2 separate regions of the Homo sapiens genome follow, and region 1 is linked to region 2. The links are chromatin contacts, found by Hi-C or POLR2A ChIA-PET in ENCODE. All regions are on one chromosome and are shown on one strand. The core of a region is the stretch at or near the end of the contact, and the rest is flanking DNA. Distances in the headings are between cores, read along the strand shown.

Region 1 (5,352 bases), core at 1,550-4,049, 45 kb before region 2:
GAGTAAAATATGTGTGATAAAACATAGACATTAGCCACTCTGCTTAGCACTTAATATCAAACTGGCAAGGCTTAAGTTTGCCCCTGGTTGGGCCCCATCATCATTAATCCAACCTCTGACCATGAGTTTCAACATGTGGTCTCTGGGCAAGATGGTTGCCCTGAGCAATAGGCAAGATAAGAAAGGGAAAGGAGAGAGAGAAAAGCATTGCCTGTGGCAGGGTGGGGAAGGCAAAAAGGCCAGAGAAGATCACCCCCCATTCCAGCGACACTGAAAAGTTCAGGTGGCTGCTTTTTTATAGCAAAGGGATCTTTTCCAGCAGTGTCATCATCTCTCATGTTTCCCCTTTTAGGGAGGAAAAAGCTCCCTATGTCCCACAATCCTGTACATTCCTAATCCTGTCACCTGCAGCCGTCAGGAAAGAGCGCAAGGCAGATTATTCCAAGGAGAATAGCAGTTGACATGCTGTAGTGCCAAACCCATTCTTAGCCAAAAGGAACTTTACTGAGAGCCCTCATTTTCAAATGTACTTCAATGCATTGTTGTTCATTCTGATGTTCCACTGTGAGTTATCTTTAGTAATATTTTGGTGTTTCTGTAAGACTTCGCTGCCTCCCAGACCTAATGTATAAGCCAGAAGGAACTCAGTTTTCCAGAAATTAAGGATCCCATTTTTACCTAAAATATTGACTTTACTCTCAGGTTCTCTTGATTAACTTAGCCAATGATTGTTTTTTTCCTACCTAAGCGCACAAGAAAAATGAAAAAAAGGGGTAGAACAGAAAAATTCCTGTGAATTTTCAAAAGACAAATTTTATAAACCCTGCAAAATACTGCTTACTACCAGTTCCTTTCTGACCTAGTCAGATATAAGAGGCCTCTAACTGGATTCAAACCAGTTAATTCCCAGATCAAATCCATTCTTGGACCCAGTCCAGTTTCTGTCACAACTCTAAACCCAGTTTGGATCAGAAATCTGCTCAAAGAAACTCGGAGAGCTCAAAACGCAAATCCGTGGAGCTCCAAAATCTGAGAGGGAGCTTAACCGTGATCCCCAGCTGCTCTGAGAGATCAATGGACACAAGTGAGTCCTGCAGGTATCTTGAGTGTTCACTCAGCACTTCTGGGGGTCACTGGAAGCTCCACTTCGGATCCTACTCCTGACACCATCTGAGAAAAGAAAAACTTCAGCCAAATTAATTTAAAGGAGTTTAATTAAGCAATGAAAGATTTGCAAATCGGGCAGCCCCCAGAATCACAGCAGATTCACAGAGACTCCAGGGGTGCCTCGTGGTCCTTGTGGTCAGAACAAATTTATAGACAAAAAAGTTAAAGTGACAAACAGGAATCGGAAATTAGGTACAGAAACAGTGAGATTGGTTACAGCTTGGTGTTTGCCTTATTTGAATGCAGTTTGAACATTCAGCAGTCTATGAGTGGTATAGCCACTGGGATTGGCCAACACTCAGCCATTGTTACAGGTGCCTACTATTAAGTTAGGTTTTCAATTGTGTCTGACTATTAAGATAGGTTACAGTTCATCCACAAGGACTCAAATATAGAAGTATGGAGTCTTTCTCAGGCCATATTTATCTTGCTTTAACTCTATCTTCTATTTTATAACCATTGGTTCCTCAATAACATCTAGAATGCCACAAATCACCACAAAAGTAAAAACTGGGTGATGGATTAAATGAGAGGGAGGGAGGGAGGGAGGGATGGATGGATGGATGGATGGATGGGAAGAGAGAGAGAAACATATGTCCTTGACTCTTTATTTTGGTGATTTACACCAAGAAAAGAAAGCTAACAAACTGTTTAATCAGAACTATATCAACTTTTAGGTTTAAAAAATTATTTTGTGAAAAATCCATTAGAATGTTTCAGAGATATGATGATTGGTATGCAGATAAATTTCATTTTTAAATATTTGGTTAGAAAAAGTTAGAATTTTTCAAAATATAAAATTATGAATTACATAAACACTCAATCATATTTTGTCCCTTTTGATAGATTATGTGAGTAAAAGAAACGCAAAAAGACAAAAGAATATAGATGGATTCAATGACATATAAAATCTTTATAATCTAAGCCAAATAAAATTATATAGCACTGGCAACTTTGTCATGACTAAATTTATGAGTGTAACACTAAATAATGAACTGTTTTGTGTGTGACTTATAAAGTAGACTCATTGTTGAATGGGAGAAATATATTATCCAATGCATTTTGAGCAAGATGAAATGTAAGGTACCATTTTTATAGAAATATTTTAGAGGAAGCTGTTCAACATTGGAGGATAATAGCCGTTACTTATAAAATACAGCATTTCCCCTCTGATTCATAGGAAAGTAACAAGATCTTTATCAGAATGTTCTCATTTCCACATAATTCAAATACCATGTATATCAAAAAATAACAAGTAAAGACAAAATTTATTAAATTTTAGAATATGAATGGCATTGATCATAGTGAATACATTTGACAAAATCAAATAACCAATGGAGCATATTCATTTTGGTGAGTATTCTTAGTAAAGTCTTTAGGTCTCAGTTTCTTTTGAAAAATAAACTGGTTGTGAATATTACATGAGATAAAATAAACGGAAAGGCACATTGTAAAAGAGTGATAAAGCAATACATAAATATAAATTCTAAATGTTATAACATTGTGCATAGTCATTGTGCATGTTAAATGTTCAAAAAATAACTGAGTTAATGATTGAGGCATTGCAGGAAGTCTGGGGTGAGGCACTTGGCAGGAACTGCCACACAGGACTATTTTCTTCACTATGACAATGCTCTAGCTGAGAGTGAATGTTTTTAATATAAATGGTTTTACTCAGCTTAACAACCTACTGGATTCACTATTACAGTCATGAGTCATTTAAGCACAGGGACATATTCTGAGAAATGTGTTGTTAGGCTATTTTGTCATGTGAACATCGCAGAGTGTACCTACATAAACCTAGATTGTGTAGCCTACTATGCTCCTAGGGTATTGCTCATAGGCTGCAAATCTGTACAGCATGCGATTGAACTGAATTTTGTAGGTAGTTGTAACAAAATGGTATTTGTGTGTATCTACACATAGCTCAATACAGAAAAAGTACAGTAAATATAGGTTATAAAATATTAAAAATGATATACCTGAATAGAGCACTTACCATGAATGGAGGTTACAGAACTAGTATTGGCTTGGGTGAATTTGTGAGTGAGTAATGAATGAAGGCTTAGGACAATACTGTACACTACAGTAGTGTCAGTAATGTTTAAACTGTGCACACTTAGGCTATGCTAAATTTATTCTTTTTAGTTTTCTTCAGTAGTAAATTAACCTTAGCTTACTGTAATTTTTTCTTCATAGACTTCGTAATTTTTTAACTTTTTAACTCTCTCATAACTACACTTAGCTTAAAACACGAACACTTTTTTCCTTTATATACTTATTCTATAAGGTTTTTCTATTATTAGGCATTTTTTTTTACTTTTTAAACTTTTTTGCTAAAAACTAAGACACAAACACACACATTAGTCTGGGCTTACAGGGGATCAGGATCATTAATATCACTGTCTTCCACTTCCAAATCTTGTCCAACTGGAAGGTCTTCACAGGTAGTAACATGCATGGAGCTGTCATCTCCTATGATAACAATGCCTTCTTCTGGAATACCTCCCGAAGGAGCTGCCTGAGGCTGTTTTACAGTTAGCTTTTTTGATTTTAATAAGTAGAAGAAATGCACTCTAAAATTACAATAAAAAGTATAATATAATAAAACATAAACCAGTAACATAGTTGTTTATTATCATTACCAAGTATTATGTACTATGCATAACTGTATGTGCTACACTTATATATTCCTGGCAGCACAGTAGGTTTGTTTACACCAGCATCACTATAAACATGTGAGTAGTGCCTTGCCCTACTACATTTGGATGGCTACAGTGTCACTAGGTGATAGCAATTATTCAGCTCTGTTATAATCTTATTCAACCACTTTAGTGTAAGCAGTTCATTGTTGACCAAAATGCTGTAATGCAATACATGACTGTATTTAATACTGTTTCCACTATTCAAGCACAACAGATCATTCATCATCACAATATTATTATAATCAATACTATTCAAAGGAGAAAACACAAGCTCTGGAAACAATTTCAAGATAGGAGTTTAACTCACTAATGCAAAAAAGACACATCATCAAAAAAGCAGTATTCAAAATGTGAGGTTGATGACACTTATGATATCATTATTCATAGGATGAAGAATTCTGGCATTTCCATTCATCTTTCTACCACCTATATGTCTAAGGCAGACATTGCAGAGCAACTACCTCAACAACCTTACAGCCCTTTTCCTTATGCCTTTCTATAATGCAGAAACAGGAAACTAAAACAAAATGACATTTCTCAGACTGCTTGCAGCTGAATTTTAAAATATGATTTAGATCCAGATGGGATTAAGACTTGGGCAACAGAATGAGAAAGAGGGCACCTTTCTGCTGCTTCAGATAATTCTGCTGGCAAACCCAATGGTGGTGGTAGTTGGATTTCCAAAGCAGCAGTACTAGAACTTGTAGACACAAACAGGGCAGGATTTGAATAGGTTTGGACATGTAATTTATTACACCTTATGTTTGCAAAAATCTTAAATATTAAAAAAGAATGAAATGAAAATTTTAGAACTAAAAAAAATACAACAATCAAAATAGCAACTCACTGGATGGACTCAATAGAGGATGGTCATCACAGAGGAAAGAATCAGTAAACTTGAAATTATCTGAACAACAAAATTTTATTCTAGAAAAATACAATAAACAGAATCTTAGAGACTTGTGGCAAAATATTAAAAGACCTACTATTCACATCATCCGAATCCCAAAAGGAAAGAAAGTTTGATGCAGAAAAATATTTAAAGTGATAATGCACTTTAAAAACTTCCAAAATTGAGTTGGGTGTGGTAGTGAATGACTATAGTCCCAGCTATTCAGGAGGCTGAGGCAGGAAGATTGTCTGAACCCAGAGGTAAAAATTCAGCTGGGGCAAAATAATAAGACCCCATCTCTAAAAAAAAAAAAAAAGAACAACAGGGAGGCTTCCAAGATGGCCAAATAGGACCAGCTCTGGTCTGCTACTCCCAGAGAGATCGACACAGATGGGTGATTTCTGCATTTCCAACTGAGGTACATGGTTCATCTCACTGCGGCTAGTTGGACAGTGGGTGCAGACAATGGAGGGCAAACTGAAGCAGGGCAGTGTGTCTCCTCATAGAGGAAGCACAAGGAGTTGGGGGATTTCCCTTTCCTAGCCAAGGGAAGACATGACAGACTGCACCTGGAGGAATGATACACTC
Region 2 (5,915 bases), core at 222-2,721:
TAGTTATTAAGAGTGTTTTGTCCTTTTGAAATTCCCCGAAATATCTGAATTTTGGTTTGGGGGAGCATGCTTAAAATGGTTTATATTGATATAGGTAGAGGTTAGAATAAACTTTTATTGAGGAATAAGTATAATGATATCATAATTCATCAGTTGCTTATTACGAGGTAGCTATTTTGCTAAGAGATTTAGGTACTTTCTTATTTAATCCTCACCACAAAATATGGAGTATGCGATTATATTTTCCCCATTGTACAAATAAGGGAATTAATGTTTATTATGGATAAGCAGCTTATCTGAGATTTCATAGCTAGTAAGTAACTGGTATAAAATGTTGCTGTCACCCAGACAGTCTAACTATAGGTCCTTGAAGCTATAACCAAGTTAGTAGACATCTCCCAATCTGAGCCCTCCTTTTCTGTAACATTCATTGGTAGGTGCAGGTTAATGGTTTGGTAATCATTCATTGCCCTTCAAATTAGCGTTAGGAAAATTTACCTCGGTCACTGTCATCCTGCTTGGATGGGTCTAAATCAGACCTGAAGAAAGCAGGCCTCCACGGGATGCTCGCCAGGTTAACCCTTAGGCCAAAGGATGGACTAATGTTGAGGGACAGTCTCTTTCCCCATGTTTTGTGTTTCATGTTTTCCCTAAAATTATTTGATCTACAGACCTCAAAGTCACCTAACCAATAACATTTAAGTTTCTAACAGGCCATTGGGATTGGTAAGACAGATGGTATAAAACAATCATCACTTGACCTAGTTCATCTCATTATTGTATATTTTGCATAAACTCATCTATGTTATGACTTATTTTCATAAATATATGAATATATAGCCAGTGTTAAGCCATGGTAATTACAAGCGAACAAGGGACTTCCCAGACAGAATTGACCTGTGTGTTATTCTGTTCTAATTCTGAAGTCAGGAATTACTCTACCAGACCCATCCATTGCTAAAAACATTCTGGTCTTGTGTCTTGCCCATTCCAGGTGAGAAGAACCTGCTTAGTCCTACCTGTGGATTCAACCACAGACCCTGGCCACAAACATAGTGTCCTGGAAGAAAATTTATTGAACCTGTTTATCTCATTTCCTCCTGAAATATGTTAGACATAGTAATAAGAAGACCTTTGGAGTATTCTAGGCAAAGTATGGTAGAATCGAATATAGGACAATGGCAATAGGAAGGAAGAAGGAAGAGGATGAATTGTGGATGTTTCAAGGGTGAAATCTATTGGACCTGAATAATGATAGGATGAGAAGCCTGAGTAAGGAAAAAAAAAAAAGTCAAAAAAAAAAAAAAAAAAAAGACTACCAGATTTCCCAGTAAGGTAATGAAGGAGATAATTTGTGCCATCTATGGAGGCACTGAGAAAGAAGCTGAGGTTTTTGGCTGTTGATTTTGGCTTTCATTTGGTTTCACTTATGTTTGGTTGCTTTTTATTTTGGTGAGTTATTATGTTGGTGCAAAAGTGAGTGCATTAAAGGTAATGGCAAAAACCACAATTACATTTGTACCAACCTAATAGACGGTGGTTAGAGTGAGATGACTGACTTCATTTCAACTACAACAAGCACTAACTAACCAACTTCTCATTTCCTTCTCTTTGGTTTCTAGTCAACACTTTGTGGTTCTCTAAGGAACACAAAGAGAGACCCCAAAGCACTCACAAGACAGAAGTCCGGAAGTTCCTACATCCAAAAAGTTTCCTAAGGCCAGATGTTACCAACTGGCAACCATCAGACTGACTCTAGCCTTCACAGCATTAATACCTTTCATATACCTTTGAAATTATTTGCCAAGGTTTAAAAGTAGAGACGTTTTATTTTAAAATATAGATTTTTATTTTCTATGTTTGAGAAATAAGCACAGATTCCCACCAGGCATTATCAGTAGGAGCTGACCCTTCACACAGGGAATCTGCCCTTCGTTTTACCACTGCCTCCTCCATTCAGTTTCGTTTTTGAATAGTGCCTGCCTGCCTTCCCTAGGCATGCTATTTTAAATATCCGGCCTTAGGCCAAAAGCCTCAATAAGCTTCATAACCCCTTCCCCACTCTTTAAATGTTATCCCTCAGCTCCCCCTAGCCCAGGTTTGTGATTACCCCTAAGGACCATCCAAAGTAAAGGAGGAGAAATATTTTCTTCTTAATTACAGGGTGGACATTATTTTTTCTCTAACCACTGGATTCTGGGTAGGTGCCAATACTGTTTCACATTTCCATGGTGGCCCCAAATTCTCTCTCCACCTGTAGCCATTATTAGGCCTTTAGTTAACACTGTTTACCCCAAAGGAGACTTAATAGAGAGAGAAAATATAAAATGGGTACAGCTCAGGTGTTACATGCCTGGGGTCTCTGGATTTGGGCTAAACCTCATCTGATGAGTCCTCTTATAACCTGCTGTTTCCTGATGTTGAATTCCTAGACACCTAGGCCTAATCTGCCAGGTTAGACACCTAAATCCAACCATCCATAACAAACACTTGATTCCAAACACAGTATTTGCTCTTGGTAACTGTTACCTCTCAGTGCCCTCCTGCCCCATTCAAAACACCGGACATTAAGCCAACAGCATATCTCAGTGAGTCTAGCAGAAAATATGGGTATGAGTTGTAGCAGAATTATATATGGTTGAGGGAGAGCTTCCAGTGAAAAACTCTGTTATAGTTAGTTCTTCTTACTGCTGGAAATCTGCCTAATCTCTTGGGTGGCTTGAGGCAGAAAACATATTCAGAATCACTGGTGTATATGATTCTTGTTTTAGTCCATTCTTGCTGCTATAACAAAATACCACAGACTGAGTAATTTATGAACAGTAGAAATTTATTTCTCGCAGTTCTGGAGGGTGGGAAGTCCAAGATCACAGCACCAGCAGATTTTGTGTCTGGTGAGGGCCTTTTCCATAAATGGCATTTTCTCATGGTGTTCTCAAATGGTAGAGAAAACCAAAGGTACAATTGCTGTGTTCTCACCTGGCAGATGGGATGGAAGGGCAGACTGCTCTTTGAAGCCTCTTTTATAAGGATAGTAATCTCATTCATGAGAGTGGAGTGCTCATGGCCTAATCACATCCCAAAGATTCTACCTCTTAATACCATTACCTTGAGATTTAAGGTCTAACATGAATCTTGGAGGGACACAAACCCTCCATAGCAGTCCCCTTAAGTAACTCTACCTTCTCCCAATATCCACTTACTTGTGGACTAAAGCCGTCCCTCATGAGTTTCCTATCATGCCATTACTTCCTGGTTCCTAGGTCCAATACCTACTTCTTTCTCACTGGTAGCCCTGGAAAGCTGGCCACTACCCTGTCTTCTAATCACATTTTGACTTCAAGTGTGTGAGGATGCATAGCCAGTTATAAATCTGAGAAAACTACAATTGGATCTGAAAAACTAATTTTATCATGTGAAAGTTTTCTTATTCATTCATTCAACATGAATTGAGCATCTAATATATGCCATGTGATAGAAATGCAGAAATGAGTAAGACATAATAATTGACCTAGTAGAACTGGCAAAATGTATGAATTCTGTAATTCAACATGGTAAATGCTCTAATAGAGGCAGATCACAGCTTTATGGTATATTAGAAGGCATAAACAAGGGGCATCTGACTTATAGAACAGTGTTCCTCAAACTTTATCATGCTTCTGAATCACAAAAAATCTTGTTAAAATGAAGACGCTGGTCTTGAGCAGGGCTGAGAACCTGCATTTCTAACAAGCTCCCAGGTTATGTCAATGGTGCTGATCCGTGGACCAGTCTTGTAACAAATTCTAGTGACTTGAAAATTAGCATGAAGAATGTTAGAATTGGGCTCCCTCTCTGGTGAAATTAACAGTGTTTGAGACATTTGGAATAACTAAATATTTTAGAAACAGTCTCCACCTTTGTCTTCATAAGAAACCACTGAGACCTATACCCTGAGTTCCTTAGGGAAAGCACTGACTTTAGTCACTAATGAGTTGGTGTCCAGCCAATAGTTTAGGACGGCACAAGAGCCAACCTCTGAATGTCACCATGTGTGCTTCGGGTGAATATTTCTTCTGTGTTGTTAAAGAACCTCCAATGATAGTTCACTTGAACTTCGTCAGACTTACAGACTCATTTGGTGCCTGCTCCTCTAATAAATGTCCATATGTATAATAGACCATTATCTGAAATATGCTGTCATTACAACCTGGGCTTGCAGTTATGGGGAGTGGCTAATCCTCAACGACTCACTCTTTGATTGCTCCTGTTTTCAACTAAAACCTGAAGAGTTGTTGGCTAAGTTTGGTCAGTTAACAATATCATATCTGTAAAATCAAGGTAAAAATGCTCACCCTGCCTACTTTACACAACAAATTGAGATGAGATGTGCTTTGAAAACTTGAAATATAATGAAAGTACTAGCTGTAATTAAAAGAACGTAGATGCTTTTCCTACAGTATCTAGTTAAGATAAAAGTTTCTGAATTTGTGATTATAAGAATAGTCTAAGGTTCCCATTAAAAAATACATACTCTTGGGTCTTATCATTGGAAATTTTGGTTTAGTAGTCTGGGGGAACTATATATGTACGTACAATATATGTAATAAGCACCCCTAAATGATCCTTGTAATTGTGTCACCTGCATTTTACAGATATGATGTTGTTAACCGATCTAACTCCACCAACAACTCCTCGGGTTTTGACCAAAAACAGGCGCACTCAAAGAGTGAATGAAATAGTGAGAAGTTAAGAAATTCTGCATTGAACAATGGAATTTAGTGCACACAAGAGAACTCTACCTCCCATCACCAGTTTAATTATGCCAGATAGTACGTCTATACCATTACCATTACTACAAATGACTCATGGCAAATCCTTCCCACTCACTTAGCTCCTTTCCTCCTGAGAGTTTGTATAAAACATTAGAGACTACGTTGACAGTATGCATAATACAACCTACAAAAATATGTGAGAAGATAAAATTTGAGACTTCCAATATAATAACTTTTTTTCTTAATCATTTTATAATCAAGAAATTGCCCTTGCCTGGAAGTTATATCATTTGAACTTTTATCCCCAAGATCTTCAAAAAACAATGAGTCACTTAAAGATGTCATCTGGTAACTATTTCATTCTAAAGCTGTGCTATATTATGTTCCTTAAAGGTGTGGCCACCAGAAGAACATTACTTTATGATGAATAAATATCCTCTGTTACACTTATGTTTATGTAAAGTATCTATGACTAAAACAAACTTACAAGGTCATCTATGTACCAAATTATAACTGCCACCTAAAGACTCACAGGTGGAGAGTACACATGGATTACTTAAGTAAATTTCTTACCTGAGAGTCACAACTGGCTGGATGAATCCTCTTTTACCTCCTTCAGAGAAACAGACCTATGACTCTAACTAGACAAAATTTCAGACTGAATCTCTTAGAGAATGCAATCAAGTCTATTGATTCAATTATAAAGTGCTACTTTGGTTACAGGGTGACAAACTTCCAGATATTATTATCCCTAAAGGTTATATAGGCTGAAAATCTCAGTCGATTTAAGATAAATCTGGGCTGAAAGATCATAAATGGGGAAATGTAGGACATTCCAGATACAGCCTTTACTTGAAGGTTGACAGAAGGAGGATAAACAGATGCCTGCAGGATGATCCATGGTGACACTGTCACAGGTAAACTGAAGAGACTGTGTCCAAGTCAATCAGTATGTGTGGAGGATTTGTTGCTATTTGTTCTTCTCATTTTTCCAATGTGATCGAAGTTCCTTAGGTTTAGCCCAATAAACATCTCCCTCACTACTAGTGACCACAGCAAAAAAAAAAAAAAAATGTGTGTAACAAAATATGCACTATAGAGGATCAAACTGTTTTACAAAATCTTCAAAAACCTAAATGTTTTCTTAGCAAATGATGGCAT

What was found. Hi-C counts contacts between places; a loop is a spot of excess contacts on that map. ChIA-PET counts read pairs that join two places held with the same protein, here RNA polymerase II (POLR2A). Pooled maps may share reads with other maps.
Region 1: a loop to region 2 is called in a map of naive thymus-derived CD4-positive, alpha-beta T cell, with 3 times the contacts of the local background. The contact joins two enhancer-like sites. A Hi-C loop is called at or near these places in 5 of 168 maps with a recorded cell type or tissue (PC-3, PC-9, endothelial cell of umbilical vein and 2 more) and 12 of 50 pooled maps. POLR2A ChIA-PET finds 5 or more read pairs at or near these places in 8 of 52 experiments (activated B cell, activated CD4-positive, alpha-beta T cell, activated CD4-positive, alpha-beta memory T cell and 3 more).

What each region holds. Positions count from the first base shown.
Region 1 is chr5:40,330,817-40,336,168 of GRCh38, forward strand. No RefSeq gene overlaps it. Among named protein-coding and RNA genes, the nearest start is that of LINC00604, 93 kb to the left of the region's middle. Within about 2 kb of position 2,800, at least 3 of the 41 ENCODE cell types and tissues checked have a DNase peak (open chromatin) inside an H3K27ac peak, as active enhancers do.
Region 2 is chr5:40,377,025-40,382,939 of GRCh38, forward strand. No RefSeq gene overlaps it. Among named protein-coding and RNA genes, the nearest start is that of LINC00604, 140 kb to the left of the region's middle. Within about 2 kb of position 1,472, at least 3 of the 41 ENCODE cell types and tissues checked have a DNase peak (open chromatin) inside an H3K27ac peak, as active enhancers do.